Regions from separate parts of the Homo sapiens genome. Here region 1 is linked to region 2. Evidence: chromatin loops called from intact Hi-C (ENCODE). Cell type or tissue: gastrocnemius medialis. All regions are shown on one strand. Each heading gives the region's core, and the rest is flanking DNA. Links, peaks and the distances in the headings are about the cores only.

Region 1 (8,129 bases), core at 1,642-6,641, 180 kb after region 2:
GCCTGTAATCCCAGCTACTCGGGAGGCTGAGGCAGGAGAATCACTTGAACCCAGGAGGCTGAGGTTGCGGTGAGCCAAGATCACACCGTTGCACTCCAGCCTGGGCAACAAGAGCAAAACTCCATCTCAAAAAAAAGAAAGATAAATAAATGAATTAATTAATTAATTAAACTCCCCTTTTTCCGACAGTATAGCACAATAGCTTTTAGAGCTTCTGGCTAGGCTCAATGCAGAACAGCTTTTAATTATTTCTTGTCCACTACCTATGGATTACTCTCAAGATACTACCACTTCTAAAATAAGAATTGTTAGTAATTAATTATATTCACACAGCTGCATTTATGGACCTGTGTGTGTACTGTAAATGACTGAGGAATATAGCCATGCAATCTGTTCCCAAGGTCATGGCTTAATGACTAACACACCTGAGAATGCTTTATCAAATGTTTGCATAAGCCATTGTGTTTGGCATATCAGGAGGAGGTTTTCACTAGGCCAGCTGATTAGCATTCATTAAAATGAGAAAAGTATCTACTCTGCTTCTCAGACCTACTCTAACCAGCCTCAATTCTCGTCATTTACTTAATTGCTTCTTTCCTGATTTGCTATTAATTCCCAATCTATCTCTCATCACCCTACCACTTTTCTAAGGTCTTTGTCCCTACTTCCACCCTCCAGACACCTGCCCGAATGGCAGGAGTGATAACATCAAGCCTACAGCAGTAGGTGGATTGCTATGATGAGAACAACAGGGCATTCATTTAAGAGGGACTCCAAGCCATTTTGTTCCACAAATACATTTGCAATATTCACAAAATCAGCTTGGTGCAGTGGCTCACACCTGTAATCCCAGCACTTTAGGAGGCTGAGGCAGGTGTATCACTTGAGGTCAGGAGTTCGACACCAGCCTGACCAACATGGTGAAACCCCGTCTCTACTAAAAACACAAAATTAGCTGGGCATGCTGGTGCATGCCTGTAATCCCAGCTACTCGGAGGCTGAGGCAGGAGAATCGCTTGAACCTGGGAGGCAGAGGTTGCAGTGAACCATTGCACTCCAGCCTGGCCAACAAGAGTGAAACTCTGTCTCAAAAAAACAAAAAAAATTCACAAAATCACATACACACAACCACTGATAAAGCTTCATTTATTGGACAAGTCAAAACTATCTTTCACATTTTTTAAAAAGGAAGACTATTTTGTCAGGAGAATTATCTGTCATGTAGAAGCTGAAAGAAATTTTAGACTTGAAAATAACAATTTTGGGGGCCAGGCATGGTGGTTCATGCCTATAATCCCAGCACTTTGGGAGGCCAAGATGGGCAGATCACTTGAGCTCAGGAGTTGGAGACCAGCCTGACCAATATAGTGAAACCCCGTCTCTACATAAAATGCAAAAATTAGCTGGGGCATGGTGGCACATGCCTGCAGTCCCAGCTACTTGAGGGACTGAAGCGAGAGAATCCCTTGAGCCCAGGAGGCAGAGGTTGCAGTGAGCGAAGATAGCACCTGGGCAAAATCCCATCTCAAAAAAGAAAAAAAAAAAAAAGGAAAGAAGAAAGAAGAAGAAGAAAATAACAATTTTTAAATTATTTCACCAGTTAAAATTGAAGTAACTCTGGTCGCCGTAATCTTAGATTTAGGGGTTTATCCTAAGGAAATAATCAACATGCATTCAAAGATTTATGTTCAATGGTGTTCTGCTGAATGTTACTATAAAAAGAAAAAGTTGAACCCAATCTGAATGTCCAACAATAGAAATTTTGTTTAATAAATTGTGGTATGTTCATTTGATTAAGCTTCAAAATCATGTAAGCAAATAATATTTAAAGAAATAATAAAATGTATAAAATATCAACATATGGTGGGAGGAAGAGCAGATAGTAAAACGTGAGTTTATGCTGATTTTGATGTCAAAATGTTCTAATTATCAGAAGTAATTATCTGATGCAATTTCAGGGTTTTTTTTTTTCCAAATTTTCTATAATAAGCATTATTTTATTTAAATACATATGCACACATATATTTTTATTTTAAAAGAAAAGGGTGAAAAAAACGGTAGGTATAGTTGTTGAAACACTAAAAAATAATTTCATCATGAAAGTATACTTTGGTTCCTAAATCAATTTAATTTGAAATCAGTGTAAATGTAAGTTTCCACATTTTTAAATTTTGACTACTCAGTGCATACAAATTATTATTCAGAGCACTAACTTAGCTATCACAAAATGTTTAAGCCATGTTATTTGCATAAACACATGGATAATATTCTTCTGTTGTTTTTATCCCATCTGCTTTTTTTTTTTTTTTTTTGAGACAGAGTCTCGCTCTGTTGCCCAGTCATGAGTGCAGTGGCGCGATCTCGGCTCACTGCAAGCTCCGCCTCCCGGGTTCACGCCATTCTCCTGCCTCAGCCTCCCAAGTAGCTGGGACTACAGGCGCCTGACACCACGCCCGGCTAATTTTTTTTGTATTTTTAGTAGAGACGGGGTTTCACCGTGTTAGCCAGGATGGTCTCAATTTCCTGACCTCGTGATCCGCCCGCCTCGGCCTCCCAAAGTGCTGGGATTACAGGCGTGAGCCACTGCGCCCGGCCTATCCCATCTGTTTTTCTTATTGCTTTAGAAACATGAGAATAATAAAAAGAAAGACACTATGACATTCAGTACTAAATAAATGATAATATGCATGCTAAGCAGCCTACTCATAATAATAATGTTTCTTTTGTAGAAAAAGATACATTTTGAGTCAATTACTCATAACTAGTAAATGACCTGATTGCTGCTAAGTACTGATACGACTCATATTTTCCAAGATCCTATATTATCTGTGTTTATACTAAATGATGTCACCTTATATATTCTTTTTTTTGAGACAAAGTTTCACTCTTGTTGCCCAAACTGGAGTGCAGTAGTGCGATCTTTGCTCACTGCAACCTCTGCCTCCCTCCTGTCTCAGCCTACCAAGTAGCTGGAATTACAGGCATGTGCCACCATATCCGGCTAATTTTGTTTTTGTTTTTGTTTTGTTTTTTGTAGAAATGGGGTTTCACCATGTTGGTCAGGCTGTTCTCAAACTGCTGACCTCAAGTGATCGGCCCACCTCAGCCTCCCAAAGTGCTGGGATTACAGGTGTGAGCCACTGTGCCCAGCCTTATATAATTCTTTAGGCTATAAATTACTAACTCTAAAAATTATCAAAAGGAGAGTTAGAGCTTTTTATACATAACTCCTCAAGATTCTTAGTCTTTTAGACACAGCAAAAGAGGAATAAAAATTTTCAAACAAATAGTTGAAAGTGTTCACTGTGGGAATCCTTTTTTGGTTTGTCCGTTTGAGACAGTCTTGCTCCATTGCCCAGGCTGGAGTGCAGCGGCAAAATCTTGGCTCACTGCAACCTCCACCTCCCAGGTTCAAGCCATCCTCCTGCCTCAGCCTCCTGAGTAGCTGGGATTACAGACGCCTGCCACCAAGCCTGGCTATTTTGGATTTTTAGTAGAGACGGGAGTTTCACCATGTTGGCCAGGCTGGTCTTGAACTCCTGATCTCAAGCAATCCACCCTCCTCAGCCTCCAGAAGAGCTGGGATTACAGGCGTGAGCCACTATGCCCAGCCAACTGTGAGAATTCTTAATAGCCCATCTCTTCATGGGAGTTTTGCCTTTAAAAACACAGATAAATCACAGAAAAAAGCACCATTCATCTAATTATTCCAAAGAGGATGGGTCAGAGGAAGGAAAGGGAAAGCTTTTACGCAGCAGCTTGGCTTTGAGCCTTCATGTGTTTTTCGTCTGAAAAGGATCCCACTGTTTTTGGGACATAACAACATGACTAGTTTGAACACACCCAGGAAACAGTATTCCTCTGACAAGGTATTTAAAAGATTAGTGCCAGATATTGAAAGGTAGGTGTGAGTGTGAAGGCTGAGCTCAGTTGGTTTAATCGTGGGTCTTTAAATTGAGCCATCAGATAATAATATTTTTCTCCAGTCATCTAAGCAACATAAGACAAAAAGGGCAGGGAAGCTTAAAAGAGCTACTCAGAAGAACAAAATTAGAGCTGTGAGTCAACTATTTGCACATTGCAAATGTACTTCACCCACATTAACACAACATTACGCCTGGCGGTAAAGCCTGCCAACCTTGAGGCTGTGAGCCTGTTATAAGTAGTGGTTAAAGGAGCCGGCCAGATGCGGTGGCTCACGTTTGTAATCCCAGCACTTTGAGAGGCCGAGGTGGGTGGATCACGAGGTCAGGAGTTCGAGGCCAGCCTGACCAACACGGTAGAACCCCATCTCTACTAAAAATATAAAAATTAGCTGGGCATGGTGGCACGCACCTGTAATCCCAGCTACTCAGGAAGTTGAGGCAGGAGAATCACTTGAATCCAGGAAGCAGAGGTTGTAGTAGTGAGCCGAGATCGCGCCATTGCGCTCCAGCCTGGGCGACAGAGTAAAGACTCCAACTCAAAAAAAAAAAAAAAAAAAAAAAAAAAAGGCCAAAGAAGTTGACAATGTGCTTTAAAATGTCCCAAAATGCACTGTTCTTCCAAGCGAAGAGGGAGCACCTGACTTTTGGATTACCTGTCTCATAAACCTACTGTATAAACTCCTAACTTGGAATCTCTTAGTATATCAATGCTATTGTAACTGGAAAGGGTTTCCCAGATAAAAAGCAAACATGGTTCAAGGTTGAGACCTTATTAGCATTTCCAAAGAGCTGTGAAAAGCCTCTAAACTCTCTCCCCTGCCAAGTAAATTTTGTTTTGCTGAGCTTTGGCACAGTTCCTCTGTTGTCATGGGGGGGGGGGCATTATTGTCACAGCTGTCTCGGGGGTGCTGCCTTGAATACATTTCGAAAATAACACACGAATAAGGAACATGACATTGGCTATATCAAAAGAGTTTTATAAGACAATCACACCTGCTACTGCAAAACTCCAAACTGGCAGTATAAACATCACTTTGCACTTATTTAAAATTATGGGACCAAAAGATGACATTAGGTAAATGAATAAATAATTAGGTAAATAAATGTTCTTAGAGACAAGAACTTAAAGAATAAGTTAGAGAACTTAGAGGTAAGAATTTAGAGAATAACTACTTATTAGGTAAATAAATAAACACAGATGCCTTTGCTAAAACGACTAAGGAAAGCAGAGAAGATACTTGGAAGATATATTTTTAATGTGAACAATTAATGTAAACTTTCTCAAAAACAACTGTAATCCATTCTTTCCAACTGCTTCATTCAGTAAATTTCTTCTTCAAAATGACCAATTATTTTGTTTTGATTATCTTGCTCTGTAGAAAATAGTGGACTGTCATCAATATGAAAAGAATTTCACTATTCTTCTTAATTTTATGTTGATGATAAATTTAAAAGGTGGTTAGGGAAGTTGACAATAGCACATGCAATGCCTTGAATGATGGGCAAAGTGTGAATACGTTATGCAATATATGGAAATTTTCTTTACAAGTATACTGCCTTTAGGATATTTATGTTTAACCAGAATTGCAGGTTGGAACCTGCAACTAACTTGCATTTAGTGAAATTCAAGTTATTTATTATATCCTTACTAGTGAAAAACTGGCTCTGAGGTCATTTAACATCTCCTAAATGTCAAGAGGTCATTCAACTTCTTTACAATGACTTCAGGTTAACAACAAAAGCAAAGAAACGTTATCTTTGGTTGCTGCTTCCAACTGGCATCTTCAGAATCAAGGGATATAGTGCCACATCAGTACCATGTCAGACTTGCTACAGGATTTTGAAAAGATGAGTTTCCCAATCATCACTCTTTTTTCTAGAACTAGATTAGTGACTAAAATAAAGTAATAACACTCCCAGGGAACTGTGATCATCCATATTTAGATACTTCTCACCAGAAGATACAGTTGCATTACGATATTGGTTTGAACACCTTAACAGAATCCAAAATAACAGTGACTTACATAAGAGTTAAAAACTTATTTCTCAGGCTGGGCACAGTGGCTCATGCCTGTAATCCCAGCACTTGAGGAGGCTGAGAAAGGAAGACTGCTTGAGCCCAGGAGTTCAAGACCAGCCTGGGCAACATGGTGATACACTGTCTCTACAAAAAATTTTTAAAATAAAAAATCAGCCAGGCATGGTGGCATATGCCTGTAGTCCCACCTACTTGGGAAGCTGAGGTGGGAGGATCACCTGAGCCAAGGGAGGTTGAGGCTACGGTGGGCTATGATCCTGCCACTGCACTCCAGCCTGGACAACAGTGTGAGATCCTGTCAAAAACAAAAAACAAAACAAACAAAAAAAAACAAAAACAAAACGCCTTATTTTTCCTTCACATAGACATCTGAGTTAGTAGGTGATCTGGAATGTAGGGCAGTTCTCTTTCCAGGGCATCCAGAGAACCAGAGTTCATGAATGTTATTGTTCCACCAGAGCAGAGATACAGAGATAAACAAACTATAGTTAGCAGGCACCGGTTTTGGCAAATAAAATTTTACTGGAATACGGCCACATCCATTGTAGAAGTCTTGTCAATGGCTGCTTTGGAGCTACAAGGTCAGAATTGAGTCACTGGGACAGAGACCCTATGACTTTCATGGCAAAATATTTCCTATCTGGCTCTAAGAAAATGTTTACTTGGCTGGGCATGGTGGCTCACACCATAATCCCAGAACTTTAGGAGACCGAGGTGGGTGGATTGCTTGAGGAGTTCCAGATCAGCCTGGGTAACATGGCAAAACCCCACCTCTACAAAAATTAAAAAATTAGCTGGGGCCAGGCGCAGTGGCTCACACCTGTAATCCCAGCACTTGGGAGGCTGAGGCCAGATCACTTGAGGCCAGGAGTTCAAGATCAGCCTGGCCAACATGGTGAGCCCCCTCTCTACTAAAAATACAAAAATTAGGCGGGCATGGTGGCACATGCCTGTAGTCCCAGTTAGTTGGGAGGCTGAGACATGAGAATCCCTTGAACCCAGGAGGCAGAGGTTGCACTGAGCCACGATCACACCACTGCACTCCAGCCTAGGCAACACAGCAAGACTGTCTCAAATTAAAAAAAAAAAAAAGAGAGAGAGAGAGAGATTGAGAGAACGGATATCAGAGGCCAATTAGCAGGTTCTATAGACCACCTTTCTGGCCACCCAAGAATCAATGCATACCCTTCTGAGACATAAGAACACATTCATCTCCTTCCCAAGGAAACCAATCCAAAGTCCTACCCAGTTACCTCGCAGAGTCCAAGACCTCTCCATCGAGTTTGGATGTGGTTCCTTTTGGAGAAGTGACTCATCTACTAAACATCCACTCTCCACTTCTGTGACAAAGACAGGATAACCACAAGTAAAACTCCAGGTCAGACAAGGGAAGAATGGGAAACATACAGCTGTCACTCATCCTCAGCAACTGTAAAATCCTAATGAGCAGAAGCTGCAAAGATTCCCTGTCCTGGCAGAGAGTAAGTTCCTTGGTTGACCCACATGATCACCCCCAATTCTGTTGTCTGGGAGGATCTTTTGTGTCCATTATTCTCTATAGCAGCATCTGGGTCAGTATTGGAAACTACATCCTTCTTATTTTATTTATTTTTTAGAGACAGAGTCTTGTTCTGTCACCCAGGCTGGAGTGCAGTGGTGCCATCTCGGCTCACTGTAACATGTGCCTCCCGGGTTCAAGAGATTCTCCTGTCTCAGCCTCCTGAGTAGCTGGGATTACAGGTGCCTGCCACCATGCCCAGTTAATTTTTTCATTTTTAGTAGAGACGGGGTTTCACCATGTTGGTCAGGCTGGTCTCAAACTCCTGACCTCGTGATCTGCCCGCCTTGGCCTCCCAAAGTGCTGGGATTACAGGCGTGAGCCACTGCGCCTGGCAGACTTCCTCATTTTTAAAGTCAGTTTGAGTTGCACATTCCATTAACTGCATCGACATCAAGCTTTTATTAAGTAACTACTGCTGGGCACAGTGGCTCACGCCTGTAATCCCAGCCCTTTGGGAAGCTGAGGCAAGCAGATTACTCGAGCTCAGGCATTTGAGACTAGCCTGGGCAATATGACAAAACACTGTCTCTATAAAAAATATAAAAACTAGCCAGGTGTGGTGGCACAAGCCCGTGGTCCCAGCTATTCGGGAGGCTGAAGTGGG
Region 2 (5,000 bases), core at 1-5,000:
CTGCCATGGCAGACTCATCCTTCCGGTTTCCTCGCACATGGTGGCAGTCTGCGGAGGATGTGCACAGAGAAAAGATCCAGTTAGACCTGGAAGCTGAATTCTACTTCACTCACCTAATTGTGATGTTCAAGTCCCCCAGGCCGGCTGCCATGGTGCTGGACCGCTCCCAGGACTTTGGGAAAACATGGAAGCCTTATAAGTACTTTGCGACTAACTGCTCCGCTACATTTGGCCTGGAAGATGATGTTGTCAAGAAGGGCGCTATTTGTACTTCTAAATACTCCAGTCCTTTTCCATGCACTGGAGGAGAGGTAAGGGCACCTGTTTAACTCTACACTGTAAGTAAGATAGAAAAATGTTACCAGCCCGCATTTTTTTTTAAAGCATGAAGCTATACTTGTAGCAACATGAATGAAATTAGAATTTTTCATGAGATTTATTTGTCATAAATTATTTCTTACCCTTACATATGAATGTGTAGTCATTTTCAAGCAGATTGCCCACTGGCTGGGTTTAAGTCAGTATTCTAAGATTCAAATTTTTCACATATAAAAAAGAGCAGACACAAATCATCACTCTAGAGGCTCCTCATTGCTTCAGTTCTCGGGACTACTTACTGTGCTTCTGAAGGGGGAAGAGTTACTGAGACAGTCTGTTCCTGGAGCCCACACGGGTATCTTCCTGATAGTGTTAATATAAATAGGAAGTAAATAAAAACAAAGCCAAGAAAGAAAAAAAAATCTGTTTGACAGAAGGATACTTTTGTATGACAGTAGCAAACAAATGAAAGTAGTTTCTTTTAACATACAAAGGTTCTTCTGGGCTCACAGACACATGAATTTCAGCTTAGGCCATCTTAAACTCATTCTGCAAAACAGCCTCATTAGCTACTGATCCAATTTCTATGTGGAATGTTTTCTCTTTAATATTCCTTTCTCCTAAGGGAGAAACAGGTCTCTTTTTAGCTCTTCTTAACTTATGTGGCAATACCTTGAAAGGCTCCCCCCAACCCTCAGGTGTATGAGAACAGAGAAAACTGAATAAAAGCAGATTAAGAGAATATAATACTTCAATAAGTAGATGAAGAAATACTGATTCAGGAAAAAGAGAGGAGAGTATAATCATTCTAATTCTGGTCCATGTCATGAATATACAGACTAGATAAGTGGCTTTCAACTAGGGGTGATTTTTGGCTCCTCTTCCCTGGGGACATTGGGACACTTGGAAATATCTGGAGACATTTTTGCTAGGGGGAGGAACACCACTGGCATCTAGTGGGTGGAGGCCAGAGATGATGCTAAACCTCAGACGATGCACAAAATAGCGTTCCCCACCCCATCCCCAACCAAAAATTATCTAGCTCAAAATGTCAATGTACCGAGGTTGAGACAGCCTGGACGATTAGGCATATATCCAATACATGGATCACCATGGCTACAGAAACTAGGGTAAGCACTCTTCTAGCATCCTTTATATAACTATTCTCAGACTTCCCAGGTAGTTGTGTATAATCAGCATGTATTGACCCCCTCAGGCACTGTATTCAACGCTACTAATTCTGCTTTTGGTGTGGTATGGGGAGGTGCTTGCCAGGGGCCTGATGAAAAGGTTGGTTTGGGGCCTCCTTTCCCCACTTCCATAGATACATGGAGACTTTTGCCATGTCATTCAGCCGCTTCTTCTGTGTGCACCTTGAAGAGACCAGCAAGAATAGTGCTGCTGGCACCAGAACCAAGTAGGACATGGTGCAAGCAGCACACTGACTGTTTTCCATTCTTCATGGTCCCCAAAGTTGGCTGAATATTGTAAGCCCATTTGCAACCTGTCATGATGGACATTTTTAAAGATACCACGACAGGAAAGAGACAGATAAGTTAGTCTCATTGTTTTGTTATGTGGAGAACACTTTGTGCTGAAAACAAATGAATGGCTTGAACTCTCAAATTGCTTTGGAATTGATCCTCAGGCTCATATTGGCTCCTTACATCTCAGTGCTACTGGGCCTTGTGTATCTATGAAGTTGAAAAAATACAGTTTTAGTAACCAGATGGCAGGCATGCTCATTTAGCAAATATCACATTGAATTTATTGCAAATTTATTGCCACAGTCCAGCAATTATTTAAAGATGACTATAGTAATCTCTACTGGGCCTTGTTTATCTATGAAATTGCAAAAATACAGTCTGAGTAACCAGATGGCAGGCATGCTCATTTAGCAAATATCACGTTGAATTTATTGCAAATTTATTGCAACAGTCCAGCAATTATTTGGAGATGACTACAGTAACTTTGAACTAACCTATATGGAAATACAGTCTTGTCTTTTTTAAAACCAACTATTTATTGTCATCAATGTTTATATCAAATTCCAAGCAGATAGAGACTAACATTTATGTAAGTTATTTCAGTGTACAGATACCTTCTAAACCTAGTTCATAAGTGTTTTTAATTGTAGTTGTTATTTTAGCAGACTTTTTTTTTTTGAGACTGAGTCCCGCTCTGTCACCCAGGCTGGAGTGCAGTGGCACAATCTTGGCTCACTGAAGCCTCCGCTTCCTAGATTCAAGCAATTCTCCTGCCTCAGCCTCCTGAGTACCTGGGATTACAGGTGCACACCACCACATCCAGCTTTTTTTTGTATTTTTAGTAGACATGGGGTTTCACTATTTTGGCCAGGCTGGTCTTGAACTCCTGACCTAGTGATCCGCCCTCCTCGGCCTGCCAAAGTGCTGGGATTACAGGTGTGAGTCACTGCGCCCGGCCTCAGCAGACATATTTTAATGGTGAGAAAAGCATCAAGTGTGACCTAGTTCCCTCTAGAGCATTATTTGCAAGTGTAAAGTGTAAAGAAGTCATTATAGAATTTCTTCTTTACAGAGGACAGGTTTGAGAACTAATCTTTCTCTCCTGAGTTAAAGAATGGAAGAGTCTTTCTCTAACTCAAGGACTACAGGAAGCCTCCCCAGAAGTGATTATTGCCTTCCTCTCCCCTGTCATGTTAGAATATATATAAATCAGTGCAGTACTACAAATTTATTTCGCAGTTTCAACTCCATGTCACCAATTTCCATCTTTGAAAATTGTGTGCTCAGAAAAAGAAGCTAGTCAATCTAGTTTAAAAATAAGAAGTCTCAAATTTCATTTATGGCTTATTTGCAATATTATAGACCTATATTTTCCTCCATTCTATATAAGGCTTAAGACTTCTCTAGGTATTATCCTATTAATTAGGCTAACATAAATATATGCCAGACTCAATTTGTTTCCAATGTTCATTCAGAAATACTGCTTTGGGTTTTGAGAGCCTGGAGCTTCATGTCTAAAGAGTCAGCCACCTCCATCAACAGAGTGGAAGGCACCAGTCATCTGAAAGAGGACTTCAAAAACATGGGCCCAAAAATTCACCCAGAAGAACACTTTTTAAATAGACATTAAACCTGCTATATAGAAACTTCCTAAACTGCCCAGCTCTTTCAAAGAATGGGGTATGGCTATCCTAAAACGTGTCTCCTTCCTGGGAGATGAGATTGAGGCTTGAGCTAAAATGATTTGCCCAACAACATACCATTAGTTACGTGACAGAGCTAGGACTAAGTCACAAGTCTTCTGACCTGAAGTCTAGTATTTGTTCCATAAAATCAAGTTCTCTCCCTCTATTTGTGACCCTCAAGAACTACTGGTGGGGAATATCTTATATCTCCCTCCTCTCTCACTCTCTTAAAGCCATTTGCTGCTATTCATTTGGAGATGACATGAAGGTAAAATGGAATTTGCCAAACAGTTTTCTCCTGAGCAGTAATGTCCTCTGAGATGGCAGTGGTATACTGAGAATAAAAGATAGCATTGTTAACTTAGGCTGGGAAACACTGACTTGGTTTAACAAATTGAAACATTTATAAATACATTAATATTCTCATTATGTACCCTGTATCCCCAAATGGGAGATTTAGGATGTGACATTCCTGCACTTACTTGGCTATGAAACCCTCTTTTTGCAGAATTCGTTACTATCTTTCAGGACCCTAATGATCCACAGAGCGCAGCGTGGGAAATGCTGGGGTGGAGGTTTAAGTGCTCCCAAAACTCTGGTGAAAGGCACAGACAGGCCTGGGGCTAGGCATCCCTGGATATCAGGACTCTGTCCATTGGGAGCTTAGCCTCCTATTAGTTGGAGCAGTCAATAATAATAACCTTGAGGCTAAAAATGATAGGTTAATTAGGCTTTTTCAGGATGTAAAAGAAGCACTCTCAGATTACCTCTGGATACAGCAAACACAAGGAAGTGGGGAGATGTAGCAAACCGTCTTAGATGCCACACAGTCAGGCCTCATGACACTGGAATTGCGATGATCACTGTTAGGAAACAGCATCTGTTCCAGTGTGGCCCAAAAGTAACTCTAAAGGGATGTAGTTACTGTCTCCTTAGAAGGGAGCACGACTTGCTCCCTGCTCTATTAACTCTCTATTAAAAGAACTCTATTCAAAATTGGATAGCAACCAACCAAAGCACACAGATTTTTAAAATTTTTCTCCAGGGCATTATGAAAATGTACCATTCAAAGGCAGGACTGTAAAGTCAGAGTCAGCAGTACAGAGAAGCCAAGAACAGAGGGAGTAGCTGGGTCTCAAAGTAATCTTTGAATAGAAAAGGATTATTAGGCTGGGTACAGTGGCTCACGCCTGTAATCCCAGCACTTTGGGAGGCAGGCAGATCACCTAAGGTCAGGAGTTCAAGACCAGCCTGGCCAACATGGTGAAACCCTGTCTCTGCTAAAAATACAAAAAAGTTAGCCAGGTGTGGTGGCACACACCTGTAATCCCAGCTACTCGGGAAGCTGAGGCACGAGAATTGCTTGAACCTGGGAGGCGGAGGTTGCAGTGACCCGAGATCACGCCCCTGCACCTCAGCCTGGGCGACAGAGTGAGACTCTGTCTCAAAAAAAAGAAAAAAAAAAAGTAAAGGATTATTAAAGAGGGTAAGGCTCATGTCAGTTTTATTT

The links. Peaks named below come from ENCODE experiments on the same cell type or tissue, not always from the same donor. Only the 100,000 strongest peaks of a DNase experiment are listed, where the experiment ranks them.
Region 1: it touches region 2 in a loop (1.9-fold over the local background); 5 of 110 quality-filtered maps call a loop at or near these places.

What each region holds. Positions count from the first base shown.
Region 1 is chr12:95,604,445-95,612,573 of GRCh38, reverse strand. No RefSeq gene overlaps it. Among named protein-coding and RNA genes, the nearest start is that of USP44, 57 kb to the right of the region's middle. RefSeq lists enhancers at 273-841, 842-1,410. In gastrocnemius medialis, for the core only: no CTCF peak of the experiment used is centred there; DNase peaks (open chromatin) are centred at 3,733 and 4,153; H3K27ac peaks cover 2,429 bases.
Region 2 is chr12:95,782,250-95,787,249 of GRCh38, reverse strand. NTN4 (netrin 4) reads left to right here. Exons shown (of 10, transcript NM_021229.4): 2 at 1-311. Among named protein-coding and RNA genes, the nearest start is that of NTN4, 6.0 kb to the left of the region's middle. In gastrocnemius medialis, for the core only: no CTCF peak of the experiment used is centred there; a DNase peak (open chromatin) is centred at 2,739.